Linked DNA regions of Homo sapiens: region 2 is linked to region 1. A link is a loop called in an ENCODE intact Hi-C map of the cell type or tissue named here. Cell type or tissue: PC-3. All regions are shown on one strand. Each heading gives the region's core, and the rest is flanking DNA. Links, peaks and the distances in the headings are about the cores only.

The links. Hi-C counts contacts between places; a loop is a spot of excess contacts. Peaks named below come from ENCODE experiments on the same cell type or tissue, not always from the same donor. Only the 100,000 strongest peaks of a DNase experiment are listed, where the experiment ranks them.
Region 2: a loop joins it to region 1, with 2.6 times the contacts of the local background. A loop is called at or near these places in 1 of 110 quality-filtered maps.

What each region holds. Positions count from the first base shown.
Region 1 is chr5:9,437,405-9,443,718 of GRCh38, reverse strand. It overlaps SEMA5A (semaphorin 5A), which reads left to right. Exons shown (of 23, transcript NM_003966.3): 2 at 5,867-5,963. Among named protein-coding and RNA genes, the nearest start is that of SEMA5A-AS1, 71 kb to the left of the region's middle. In PC-3, for the core only: no CTCF peak of the experiment used is centred there; DNase peaks (open chromatin) are centred at 3,018 and 3,528; H3K4me3 peaks cover 1,008 bases; H3K27ac peaks cover 3,417 bases.
Region 2 is chr5:9,385,362-9,391,675 of GRCh38, reverse strand. All of the region lies in intron 2 of SEMA5A (semaphorin 5A), which reads left to right. Among named protein-coding and RNA genes, the nearest start is that of SEMA5A-AS1, 120 kb to the left of the region's middle. In PC-3, for the core only: CTCF peaks have their summits at 3,401 and 3,601 (motif pointing right); no DNase peak of the experiment used is centred there.

The DNA of each region.
Region 1 (6,314 bases), core at 1,010-5,009:
CCTTCAAAGATACTAATGCAGGCGTGAGAACCATATATGGTATTTAGAACTTTTGTGAAATAAGTAGATTTTAGCTGCTCTTACCTCAAAAAATGTAACTATGTGAGATGATAAATACGTTAATTTGCTTCACTAGAGTAACCATTTTACTATCTATATGTCACCCATTACATCATGTTGTAAACCTCAGTTTTCCATAAAATTTATTTTAACAAAAGTTGAAGGAAACAATAAAAGTCCATTTTATAATGATAGATTATATCATATTTTTCAGTTGGCTGCACCATTTCAGGACATCCTGTTATCCCTGTAGCTGCTTCTAGGGTGTTTTTCTTCCCCCTCTTCCTTTTCTTTTGCTCTTCCTCCCCTCTCCCCTCTCTCTGCTTTCTTCCCTATAACTTTTGCCTCAAAGCCTTGTTCTCTGTTCCTGTCACCCACTCTTTGTTTTCTTGAGTGGCTGGGGTTTCCAAGGACCCCCAGCCACAGAGATTGCCATTCTTTCAAGGGACATTATTATCCTAAATGTCCACTGTCGATTTATCCAAGCACATTCCTGTGGAGACCACCTGTGGAACAAGTGACAGAGGCTGTCAGAAGTGACCTAATGGAAGCCTGGACACCCAGGCTACGGACAGTGACAGAAAGGGTTGCAGTGCGTATAACCAGAGTGAATGGCGTTTCATTATCCCACAGCCCACATCTGAGTGCTGGGTCCTCCACATAGTTCCTGTCAATCAAACCAGTTGGCATTGGATGAAGGCAATTCCAAAAATAGTGTCCTTTACTCATTTTGTATTTTCATTCCTACTGAGAAAATTCTGATTTTCGTCATTTAGTTTATTGCCCTAAATTCAAGAACATTCATTCCTCAGTAAGTACATGCTGAGTTTTTAGACTGATGTTTCTATATAAGTGATTCTTTGCAAAAATGGACTGTGATGTTTTGACTTTTTATTTAGCATATTTTAAAATCTATTTTAGATAGTTAATATATTTCTGGGAATGTGGAATATATTTTCTTTGTGAATAATTCCAATGCGATAGGCCATTTGTTGCTCCTGGGTTTTAAATGTTGATGTTTAGGGCTGAAGCTGCACACTTAGTCATGTGGGGCCCCCTGACCCTGTTTGCCATGTGGCTCATGGGCACCCTCAGGATCAATGATTTACATGAAGAACTCTAAGAATGTGTAAAACCTGTTGTATTAGTGATTATGGTTGATCTCAGTCAAAGGGTACAGTAGTACCCTTTACACTCCAGCTGTGGAAAAGGTGCATAGCTGGAGTCCAGGAGAGGCTAGTCACGAGCTTCTGATGGTCTCTTTCCAGTGGAGACACGTGGACAGTGCTTCTTCCCCCACAAGGATGTATGACAACATGCATAGGGTGTTGCCAACCAGGCGACTTCACCTGAGCCTTGGTGTCCTGAGTTTTTATTGAGAATTGACCACATAGACATGGCCAGACTAATCCAGAGAGGCCCAAGCCCTCAGCCATTAACCACATGGTTAGCCTAGACTATCTGTGTGGCCTAAAGCCCCCCCAAAACAAAGTCTCTCATCAGGCAGGACATTCTAAGGTCTTAGAGGTGACTTCCCAGGAACTTGGCAAAGGCAAGTCCTTTGCTTGGCAAGGGCCATGTTCATCCTTCACTGCAATTCTCCTCATACCTGGAGTTCTCTGGTGGCGGCTTTTTACCCCAGCTTCTCCCCTTCTTGTCTTGTGCATCCTCTGCAGAGCTGCCATATTCACCCTCCCAAAGTTTGCTCATCCTGACATCCCACTGAACCTTCAGTGACTCTGCCTTCCTTTGGATGAAGTCTCATCTCTTTCTCATGTTAACATTCCCTACAATCTGTGTGTCATCTACTTTTCCCATCTGTTAGCTGTCTGGAGTGCCTCTTTTGAGCTCTCCATGCTCTTGCATGTGAGTGATCTTGCAGGTAGTCATCGTGGCACATGCTGCTGCTAGCCGATGCTGGCTGCCTCCACACACTCCTGATGCCACCCTCCCTGCTCCTTGGCCTGCCACCTGGAATCCACCCTCCTGTTTACTTCCTTGTCTTCCTCCAGGGACTTGAGCATGAGGCCAGATTTCTGTCTGTGATTCTTATGGCATTGCAGTCCAGATTTTTACCTTTGTGGAATTGCTTTTTTTCACCTATCTCATTCAGTTTGCACTCCTGCAAACTCTTATCTTGGTGGGCTCCGTGGTGGGGTTTCCACCCAACTCCAGGGATGGTACCAGGAACTCATGCTTTAACTCACCATGGTGCTGGCGTAAATGGCTCTTCTCTTATACCTGATGACTTTCAGCTGTTCCTCCCTCATCTACTGTTTGTTTCACCTGCAATGCACCCACTAAAACATACTTCACTGTGTCTTTTAATATCCTCCTTATCTCCTCCTCATCCCTTAGAGCCCACATCACATTTCCCATTTTCAGAAATCTTTTCCTTGACTCTTCTGCCCATAAGTAACTTCTCTTTCCTCCAATTCATAGTATATACTGAACTACATAGCAGAAAAATCATATAGACAGCTCCTGAGAGTGTAATAGGTTCTTGTTTTGTCTTCTAAGCATCCACCATGTGTGGCCATGGGGCTGTGCTGTGCATGGTGATTAACGGAGGGACTGATGATGAGAGGCCTGTCAATTAAATGCCATGGCACTGGTCTAAGTCTTGCCTTTGGGAAATGCTGGCCCAGCAGTTCTTAGGTTTCTTGAACCTGTATCTTTTACGGTTTCTTTTCATCACTCCACTAAACTTTCTGATGCCAGGTGGTCTTGTCCATTTTTATTTCCAGTGTAATCTTACTGTTGTACGGTTTCTAAATTCAGCTCATAAGACTGGCCTGGCATGTTAATTTCTGCCATGTATCTGCAGGATAAAGGCTACCACTCAGCTCAACTTTGGTCTCCAAAATAATGCTTAAGTCTACATCTTACCTCATTCTGAGTAAGTTGGGCAGGGAGAAGGTTGCATATTTTAGCAGAAAGTCATGTGCTGATGAGCACTTAGTAAGTTATAATTGGTATTCAATCTTCTTCATGTAGTTCCATCTAGAGACAATTTGAAGAGTGTAGGTGGCCACAGGGCAAAACTTCTGGGAAAGAGTTACTGTTTGTAAATCAAAAGTGTCGTCAAGATAGTTCTGCACATATATGTTCATGGTGGCATTTTTTAAGAGGCAGAACTCTGAAAATTATGACTCAGAGGATTTCAGAGGTTGTTGGCACCAAGGTTAAAGCTAAGCTAAAAGAGAAAAGAATAAGGATAATATGGAATTGAGTCAAATAGAGAAATTTATATGTTTATAAAAAATAAGCAGTTTCTTATTAAATGGGTAGTTAACTGTCGCTTAAAAATTTTCCAACTTCCAGTCTGGAGTGAGCCTCTGGGGCTTTGTAGTTTCTTTGCCTTTCAGCTTTCTTCTCAGTTTTCTAGAAAATATGTCAGTGATTTATGATTAATGCATTGGCTAATTTATGACCTTGCTGGGAGAGGACACGGGGGCTCTGCTTCTGGACCTGCAAGAATCATTGTCTGTTCCTCTAGCTTGGCTCCAACTCAAGGCCTCTGCTTTGTCACTATCATTTCTGTTCCTGAGTGCACGTTCCCAGGCACACATGGGTGTGTTGGTGAGCACCCTGTCTTCCCCAGGCAAGGGCTGACCCTCAGGAGCAGAAAGTCCCAACATGGCTCACTTGGCTGACAAGCCCCCAGGCTGTTAAAATATCTTTTTCACTATTTATGTAAACACAGGCACAGTAACAACCCTTTCGGGTGGACACCCTTGAATCCTGCTGCTGAGACTGATTTCCTGTTTAGACATCAAACTCTGTAGGAAGCTGTGTTTTCCCCCAAGCCAAGAGAGCTCTGTCCTGTGGGTATTGCTTTTCCACAAGGAAGGGGCTGGGTTTTGGAGTCTGTTGGTTGCACCAGGACTGTCTGGCGGTCCAGGCTGTGGGCTGTCCATGCTGGATTCGGCAGGGATGTCTTCTTCCTGCAGTATTTGCTCTCTGGTTGTGTTACTGATTGTGAATTCTTGCAATGATCTTTTTGGCCCCAGTCTCTTTCATTTAAGAGACTGACCCATATTCTGCAGGTGTGGTTTTGCTGTCCAGCTGAGGGTTCACATCAGCTCATTTGTGACCTCACTGGGGGAGGCAGGAGACCTATTAGCCCTGTTTTTAATGTAGTTCTGAGACATGGGAACTTACAGAAATTGCCAGCTATTCATGGCGGTAACCAGAGGATCTGTCAAACTTTATTACTTACATTTCAACTCAGATCTAAACAACTACAAGGACATTTTAGTAATAATTGTTGTAAAATAGATTTTAGGACTGGAGAGAGGATGCTTGTGTATTCAAACATGCCATTTAATAAAGGAGTTTCAACTAACATATTTTGTTGCCACGCCCAAAGGTGATATTAGTGATGTTGTGTAAAAGAAATTGGCCACTCTGAGGAATATTTCTGAGACTGAGTGTGCTTCCCTGGCTCCTCTTTTGGCTTCAAGGATTTGCATCTGCACCTTCTCCTGTCCAAAGGATGATGTCACGGACTTTTGAGGACTCTGCTGGGACTGGAGGATTGGCCGTGCTGCACGATATGAGGGTGCCTGGGCTGCTGGGGCGTCTCAGGCAGGCATGTCCCAGTGTGTTGCCCTGGGTCACCCCCTTGCTTCCCATGAACATACCAAAGGCCCGTCCTGGAGGAAGGGAGACTCATAGAGAGGCAGTGCCACCTTGACCTGTTCCCTGGCCTCTGAACCCTAGGGCTTCCAAAATGGCACTTCAGCAGGTATAACATTTTATAAATTTCCAGCTGCTGTCGTTCAGTTCATTTTCTGCAGGCAGATGGCCTCGGATCATGACTGAAGCTGACCGTGTGGGAATCACTGCCTAGAGGGACAGCCAGAATGTTCTGGGAAGTTCTTTCTCCCATTTTCCCTTCTTCAGGGTGGCGAGGAAGAATGTCAGGGTGTTTCACATTTATAGCAGCCAGAAGCTGCCACCTGGGAAGTGTAGAGAAAAACCAGATGAATGAAGAGAACAGAAAAAAGCATGAGCCCTGAAATGCAGTATTTGAAGTCACAGGCATCCTTCACTGGTGATGAACACATTTCTCATATGGATCATAGATGGAAAGTCACCTATATTTTCAGCCTCTGGCATACATGTTTCTAGGGAGGCTGGCGTTTCGTGGTCATCTTTCCATCCAATGACAACATCAAGGTTTCAGAATTTTTGTATATGAAATTGAATGACGAGATTGGACAGGTTTACTTGGTTTTGGTAAAGTGGCTTGTTTTTCACGATGCATCATTCCTTTTCCTATAAAGCCTCATAATTGTGCACCTAATAAATCAGTATGTAAATAAAAATACAAACTCAAATTTCTAGCAGAGTTTGTGCTACTGCCTTTGTCTCCTGTTCTTGAATTGTATAAGGTACCATGTGTTCCAAAAAGTGGAATGAGTCATGAAAAGGATAAATTCATATAATGAATCTTAATTTAATTTTCAGACTGCTTTAGATAATTTCAGACTGGTTAAGATAATTTTGAAATAATGGTTCTTCTGGATGTTTTATGAGAGTTATTTCATCTGTTAACAGCATTTAAATGTTTTATTTCTCCTTTTCTGAAGAAAAAGAATCCATTAGTGCACATGATCCTGAACTAGGGTAGCATGATTGTGATGCCAAGCTGGCCTGCGTCACTGCTTTAATCCTACGTGGCCAAAGCAGCTTGCTCTGATTGTTTAGGACTTTAATGGAACTTCATAGAACTCATGACCAATGACCACATCCTCTTTTAAAATGGGTTGACAGGATCTCTCTATTTTCTTTTTTGAAGTGTTGGTGTGTGAGACTTGGGCTGGAGTGCCCACGTGGCTGTGGAGTCAGTGTGATTCATGATTGAGGAAACGCGTCCTCCATCCTCTCTCTCCTTGGTAAGTGAGACATCTAAATGGGAAGTGAAGAAACTAAAAAAATTACAGATTGAAATATTTTTGACAGCTTGTGAGCTTTACTTCTGTTATTAAAAATAAGAGTAGGCTGGGCTTGGTGGCTCACACCTGTAATCCCAGCATTTTGGGAGGCTGAGGCAGGCTGATCACCTGAGGTCAGGAGTTCCAGCCTGGCCAACATGGTGAAATTCTATCTCTACTAAAAATACAAAAATTAGCCTGGCGTGGTGGCGCGTGCCTATAATCCCAGCTACTTGGGAGGCTGAGGCATGAGGATCACTTGAACCCAGGAGGCAGAGTTTGCAGTGAGCTGAGATTGCACCACTGCACTCC
Region 2 (6,314 bases), core at 1,377-5,376, 52 kb after region 1:
GGGATTGCAGTAGCAGATGGGAGAGAAGGGGACAGGGGTGCGGTATACATTTTTTGAGGAAGTAGTGACGGGATTTGCTTATGGTTTAGAGTGTTGTGTGGGGGAATTAGAGCAATCCAAAATGACTCCAGCTGTGATGGCGAAGACTCAGCCAGGAAGTAGACTGGGGAAGGGGGACCACCAGTGGTTTGCTTGATCCTGGTTAGTTGGGAGGCAATTCTTTGTCTCAGGTAGAGATGAAGAGGCAGATGAAGTTGCAGTTTCAGGCACAGGTTGAAGGTGATATGTACACTTATATTCACCAGCCGATAAATGTTATTTAAGTCATGGGACTGAATGAGCCCATCCTGCCCCTCTGCCCCTGCCTCAAGGACAGGAGGGCACATGACACGGACAAAGCCATTGCGTCATTTGCTGGATTAAATCCTGGTCAGTGAGGTCTCTGGTCCCAGGGTCAGTGAATGATGCTGCAGCTAGTTACTTAGTGAAATTTTCCTCTCTAAGAAAACACATTTTCAGGCCCGACAAGAAGTTAGTTAGTAGGAATAAATCATCAGCTTATTTCTTCAGCTGGATGACCTGTGTGTCTAGCATGACTCCTAATCCTTAGTCAATAGACAATCTTTGTAGAAGTGAGAGGACAGCAAGATGACCCTGGGTTTTAGGGCCAGGGACTTACCTGTTAAAATTTTACTTCTTCCATTTGGAAATGGGACCTCCTTGAGTCCTGTCTCCACATCTGCAAAATGGCAAAGGAATGAGAACACTTATCTTATAGGTCTATTTCAGGAAACCTGTAAAAGATGTTTGAGTAGTGTACATAACCTACTTTGGATTTTTTGCATCTTTTTTATTGTCTAGTTAGTGAAATCTTTGATTTTTATATGATATGTCTTGGTAATTTTTTCTTTTAGGATGGATTTCTTATTTTTATTTTTAATATACTCACCAAAAATGGTGATTAGTGCTCTAGAGGTCTGACTTTTTTTTTTTGAGATCAAAGATTGTGACAAACTCTAATTAACTCAAAGGTATCGGCATTGACATGTCTAATCCATTGGATTTAAAAGGTTTCATCAGATATACACCGTGTTATTCCTGACTAAAATCTGAAAACATCAGATCAGAAGCCTTTCTGCTAAATAGTTTATCTAAGTTTATTAGCAGTCTATTTACTGTAAATTTATCTGATAATATTTTAAGGTATTTGTATTTCTTAACCTAAAATTATTAATTCAGTAAGTTTCTTTCTGGTGTGAATTATAATATCCTCCTTTTTTGTCCTTTGACATTTCAAGTGGTTCCAGTGAATTATCTGTGCTGGAATAACTTATCTGACCCCCTCAGGGTTCATACATTTGGTGATATCTTCCGTCTGCTTTCATGTTTCCAGGCCCAGGGGACCCCCCTTTTTTTAAGTCTGTCTGGCTATAGTAATCCCTTCATCCCTTTGACCATTAATTGGACAATTATGACATTTAGAAAGGACATTTTTCAAAACCATGGGAATCTTTATATTTGGACCAGATGTTAAGAGAATTTTAAAAGAGGGATAAAACATCTGTGACAACGAATGGCAGAGTCATAGAAGAAAAGGGAACTTGGATGGCATTTTAATGGAAGTGCTAATATTGTAAAGAGGTACAGAGGTAAGGTAGAGAGGCACATGTGGATTTGCATTCTTTTTCTCCATCAATCCACTTCTCAGGTGTTGATTGTTTTTCTGCACTATGTCCAGTACTATCTGGAGACTGAGTTTTTAACAGCCTTGTTTTAGAAGGAGGCAGATACACAGGTAATTGTAGTTCAGGATGATAAAGGCTGTAACAGGAATAAGAATCAACGTACAGTGGGGCCAGATAGGGACGAGAGAAAAGTGGGAAAAAATTCATAGAAGGCTCCATAGAAGTGATGCTTAAGGGTTGGGATTAGCAGCAAGGAAACTCAACAACAACAACAAAAATGGCTGAAATTGCAGAGGTAAGAAATACAGGAGGTTGGTCAGGACAGAGAGGAGGGCATGGATTCCAGAGGAGGGCATGGGTTCTAAATGTGGGTAAGGGAAGGATTGTCAAGACACTCACAAAATGAGGAGTGAGTTTTGGTAAGATGGAGGAGGAGGGAATGGTGGGTATCCCTTGAGCTCTGAGTTGGCTGTCTGAGTGATGGTGTAGTTAGCTATGAGAGGAAGCAGACGCAAGGGAGACAGCTGATGAAGACAGATAATGAGGCCTGCTTTAGAGCAGTTACACTGGCTTTTATATGTAAATACCCCTATTTTGATGTATGAGTCTAGATTATATACAGAGGTTGGGGAGAGGATCTAGATTTGAGAGTCACCAGTTTTTAGAGACCATGTGAAATCACATGGGTTTGAAGAAAAGGGCCTCTGAGAACGTGTAGATGGAGAAAACAATGAACATTCAGAAGAGGTTGGAGTGTACTTTCATTCGAGGAGAATGCCAGATGTGAAATAAATACAGAGAGATTGGGGAGTTACAGAATCCAGGGAAGACAGGATGTCAGGAGATATTCAAGGAAAGGTCAGTGGTCACAAAGGCCATGGAGATATCTAGTTACATAAGCTTCCTGGATTTCACAAGCAGGAAGTAATCAGTGATGTTGACCAGACTGATGACAGTAGAAGGGTATCGTCTTTTCTTCCCACTGTGGTAGCATTGCTTTTCTGTGTTGGCATAGACTCCACATCTTGCAGTGGACGAAAGAGAAAATGGTGCTCCCTTCTTTTTTTTCTTTCTTTCTTTCTTTTTTTTTTTGAGACGGAGTCTCGCTGTGTCACCCAGGCTGGAGTGCAGTGGCGAGATCTCAGCTCACTGCAAGCTCCGCCTCCCAGGTTCATGCCATTCTCCTGCCTCAGCCTCCAGGGTAGCTGGGACTGCAGGTGCCCGCTACCATGCCCGGCTAATTTTTTGTATTTTTAGTAGAGATGGGGTTTCACTGTGTTAGCCAGGATGGTCTTGATCTTCTGACCTCATGATCCGCCCACCTCGGCCTCCCAAAGTGCAGGGATTACAGGCGTGAGCCACCACGCGCGGCCTATAACTGGAATATTTTAGTGTGTCCACATGAATTTTCTGCCCTGAGGAAACATCTCTAGGTAAATTCTTTAGAAATTGCCAAGGTAGTTACATTGCCTTGAAAGCCCATTATTTAAGTACTTTTTTCTTTTTCTTTTTTTTTTTTTTCTTAGAAAGGACTTTTGTTGCTTTAGCTGACACAGAAGTAGATTGAATGAACTTTCACTTAGTTTTAAAACCTGCTGACAGATAAAATTAATATTGCCTTTGTGTAAATAATAATTTTATCTAATGGACTTCATTTATTTTTATCGTTCCTCCAGGCGATCTGGAGCTAAACAAGGGGAAGAAGACAAAAGTATAATAACAATTCCCTTTGAAGGGAGATATAAAAGAAGGTCACTGGAGCCGAACCATTATTGAAATGTATAAAATAGTTTAATGTTTGCTTTTTTCCATTTTATATCATGAGGTCCTTTTATATAGCCATAAAATTCCATCTCCTCTGAGTTCAGATATGATGAAAATCTGTGGGTAACAAAGCCAACTTCTTCAGTTACCTGAAGGTGGCAGTGAGTAGTGTTTCTGGAGTTAAGAGTGGTCTGTGTTTCAGTAAGACATTCCTAAAGATGTTTCCCTAATTCATTTATGACAAACTTCTTTCAGCTGAAACTTGGCAATCGAGACACGTGGGTTAAAATAATATAAAAAAGATCTTGTTTCTTTAAAAGTGCACTATAAAAATTGAAGAGATGTGATATATTTGTGGAACATCCTGATTCCCCTTATGGGCTCAATGTAATAAGAAGAAACCTTTAATTTCACTGTATTTCCCAAATAATAAAATGTTCAGTTATCGTTTTTGAAAAAGATTAGAAGAATCTGTTTACTTGAACATTGCATTAACTTAAGTTTATTGTTTTATTGATTCTTCATTTAATTCCATTTCCTACACTGTACCTAGAATATCTGATACAACAGCAAGAAAAGAGCATAGATTCATTTAATACATTCCTTCTAGGCCTGAACACACCGTGGGCTTTGATTCTCCTGGATTGTTTATTCCTGTTTCATTGAACGCTCTACTTGAACCTCTTTAAAGATGACAGTCTCTATATTCCCCCATTCAGGAGGATTTCTTCCTTCTTTGTTTCTGACGACTTTGCTTCTATTCCTACTTCGATTTCATAAATATAAAAAGAGCTTTTTCTTTGTTTGACTACTCTGAGCTGTGATCTGGGAGTAGTGGGGCTAGTGTCCTCTTCATCCTCGCTCCTATCTTGGAAAGCTGTACCTTGTCCACCGAAGAAATCCTTCATTATGGCTGGTTTAATACAGATTAAGGATACCCCGAAGACACTGCCCGTTTTCATGCCTTAGGTTCATCCCTGATTATATTCACTAGAGACAAGGCTATGCTCCTGGTCTGGGGGTGATTCAGGTCATGTGACCTTGTGGCCATAAGTATGTGGTTTTAGAAGCCTGAGCAGAGAGCTTGGGCTGTAGAATATAAGCAGCCAGAAGGTAGCAGGACCCATCCTGATGTGGCCTGTCACTGCACCTTTGATCTCACATGCACTGTTTAATCTCTCTGAGCCCATAGCCTTCTCAGCTACAAAGAGGGAAGAGAGACTAGATGATTTATCTTTCCTCGTTCACCTTCCAAATTCTGGGAGTCCTTGACTCATTTCTTGTCTCAGATGTACCAAGGGCCTAAGCCACCTCACAATGGGCTCACTCAGTGGCAGGGGATGGGTGGATTATAAATGGTCCATAGGACACTAGCTCTGTTTTCTCAGGTTCATTCAGGCAGCCAATTCAGCATGTTGGAGCACATACACTTGGCATTGGGACTATGTGTAGATTGTTTACAATAAAAGAGAGAAGCAAAACTTAATCAAGACTTAGAAACAAAAGGTCTGGGTCTCTCCAAGGCAACCTTTCACGTGGAAGCAGTGGTGTGGCAGGCACTCTAATGTCCCATCTGGGTTTCTGGAAAGGAGCTGCCGCTGTGGCTGGTGTCAGCCACCATGGTGTGACCACGGAAGACAGTCTGCACCAGGAGCAGTGGGAGGACTAGACAGATGAGGGGCTCATGACATCAGCAAGGGTGCAGATGTGACTACTGAGTGTGCAAGGCTGCCTCTGAGGACCCTGGCAAGGTGAGAGGGACCACAGGGAAGGTCTTGCAGTGTGAGTAGTGGAGACAGATTAAGAAGGAGCTCATTCTCAGCTATTCCTCTAAAAGCATGATTTTTTTTTGAAAGGCAGAAGCTGAATACTGAGTTTTTCAATACGCAGAACTATTTACTGGGCAGCAGCTGACAATCATGCACTGGACCCCATCTTTGGCTCTGTCAGGGTGTGTAGGGCATGGCTTCGGGGTTGGTTTGTTTGCTGGAATGATTCTTTAGTATTTCTGCATTCAGTCTGGAAGGCGACTCTAGTTTCTGTGTGAGCAGTTCATCTGATCCCTTAAAACAGGGCTAAGAAATGGAAAGAACAAATGCAAAAACAAACATTTGAAAAGCACGTTCCAGCTGGGCGTGATGGCTCATGCCTGTAATCCCAGCACTTTGGGAGGCTGAGGTGGGCAGATCACGAGGTCATGAGTTCAAGACTAGCCTGACCAACATGGTGAAACCCTGTCTCTACTAAAAAAACAAAAATTAGCCAGGTGTGGTGGTGTGTGCCTGTAATCCCAGCTACTCAAGAGGCTGAGGCAGGAGAATTGCTTGAACCCGGGAGGCAGAGGTTGCAGTGAGCCGAGATCATGCCGTTGCACTCCAGCTTGGGCAACAGAACTAGACTGGACTCTGTCTCAAAAAAAAAAAAAAAAAAAAGCGCTTTCCAACTCCTTCTCCTGCAAATCCTGGATGTTTTGTTTTTTTACATTATGACAATCTGTAACTGTTCCTAATTAAGAGACACACATGCAGCAATCGCTTCAGCCTTTTGGTACTAAGGATTGTCCTGCTGTGGCATGCATGGGACAGGACTTCCTGAGACATCTCTGAGGCCACCTCACTAGGTCAGCTCACTCACCTGACTCCTTTGTCCTTTTGCCAAAGCAAGTCTCTAATGCCATCAAGTAGGGGATGGGCGCAGGAGGGGTTTGTGGACTCTCTGGACTATACCAACAGATTAGGCTATATCCATCTTTATGATAGGCCTATAGCTCAGAAGAAACCCAGCCTCCTCTGAAAAGTACATTAAGCTTATGTTGGATCTGTTTTTACTAATAACTGGTTAGACACTGTTCCCTAAGCAAAATGC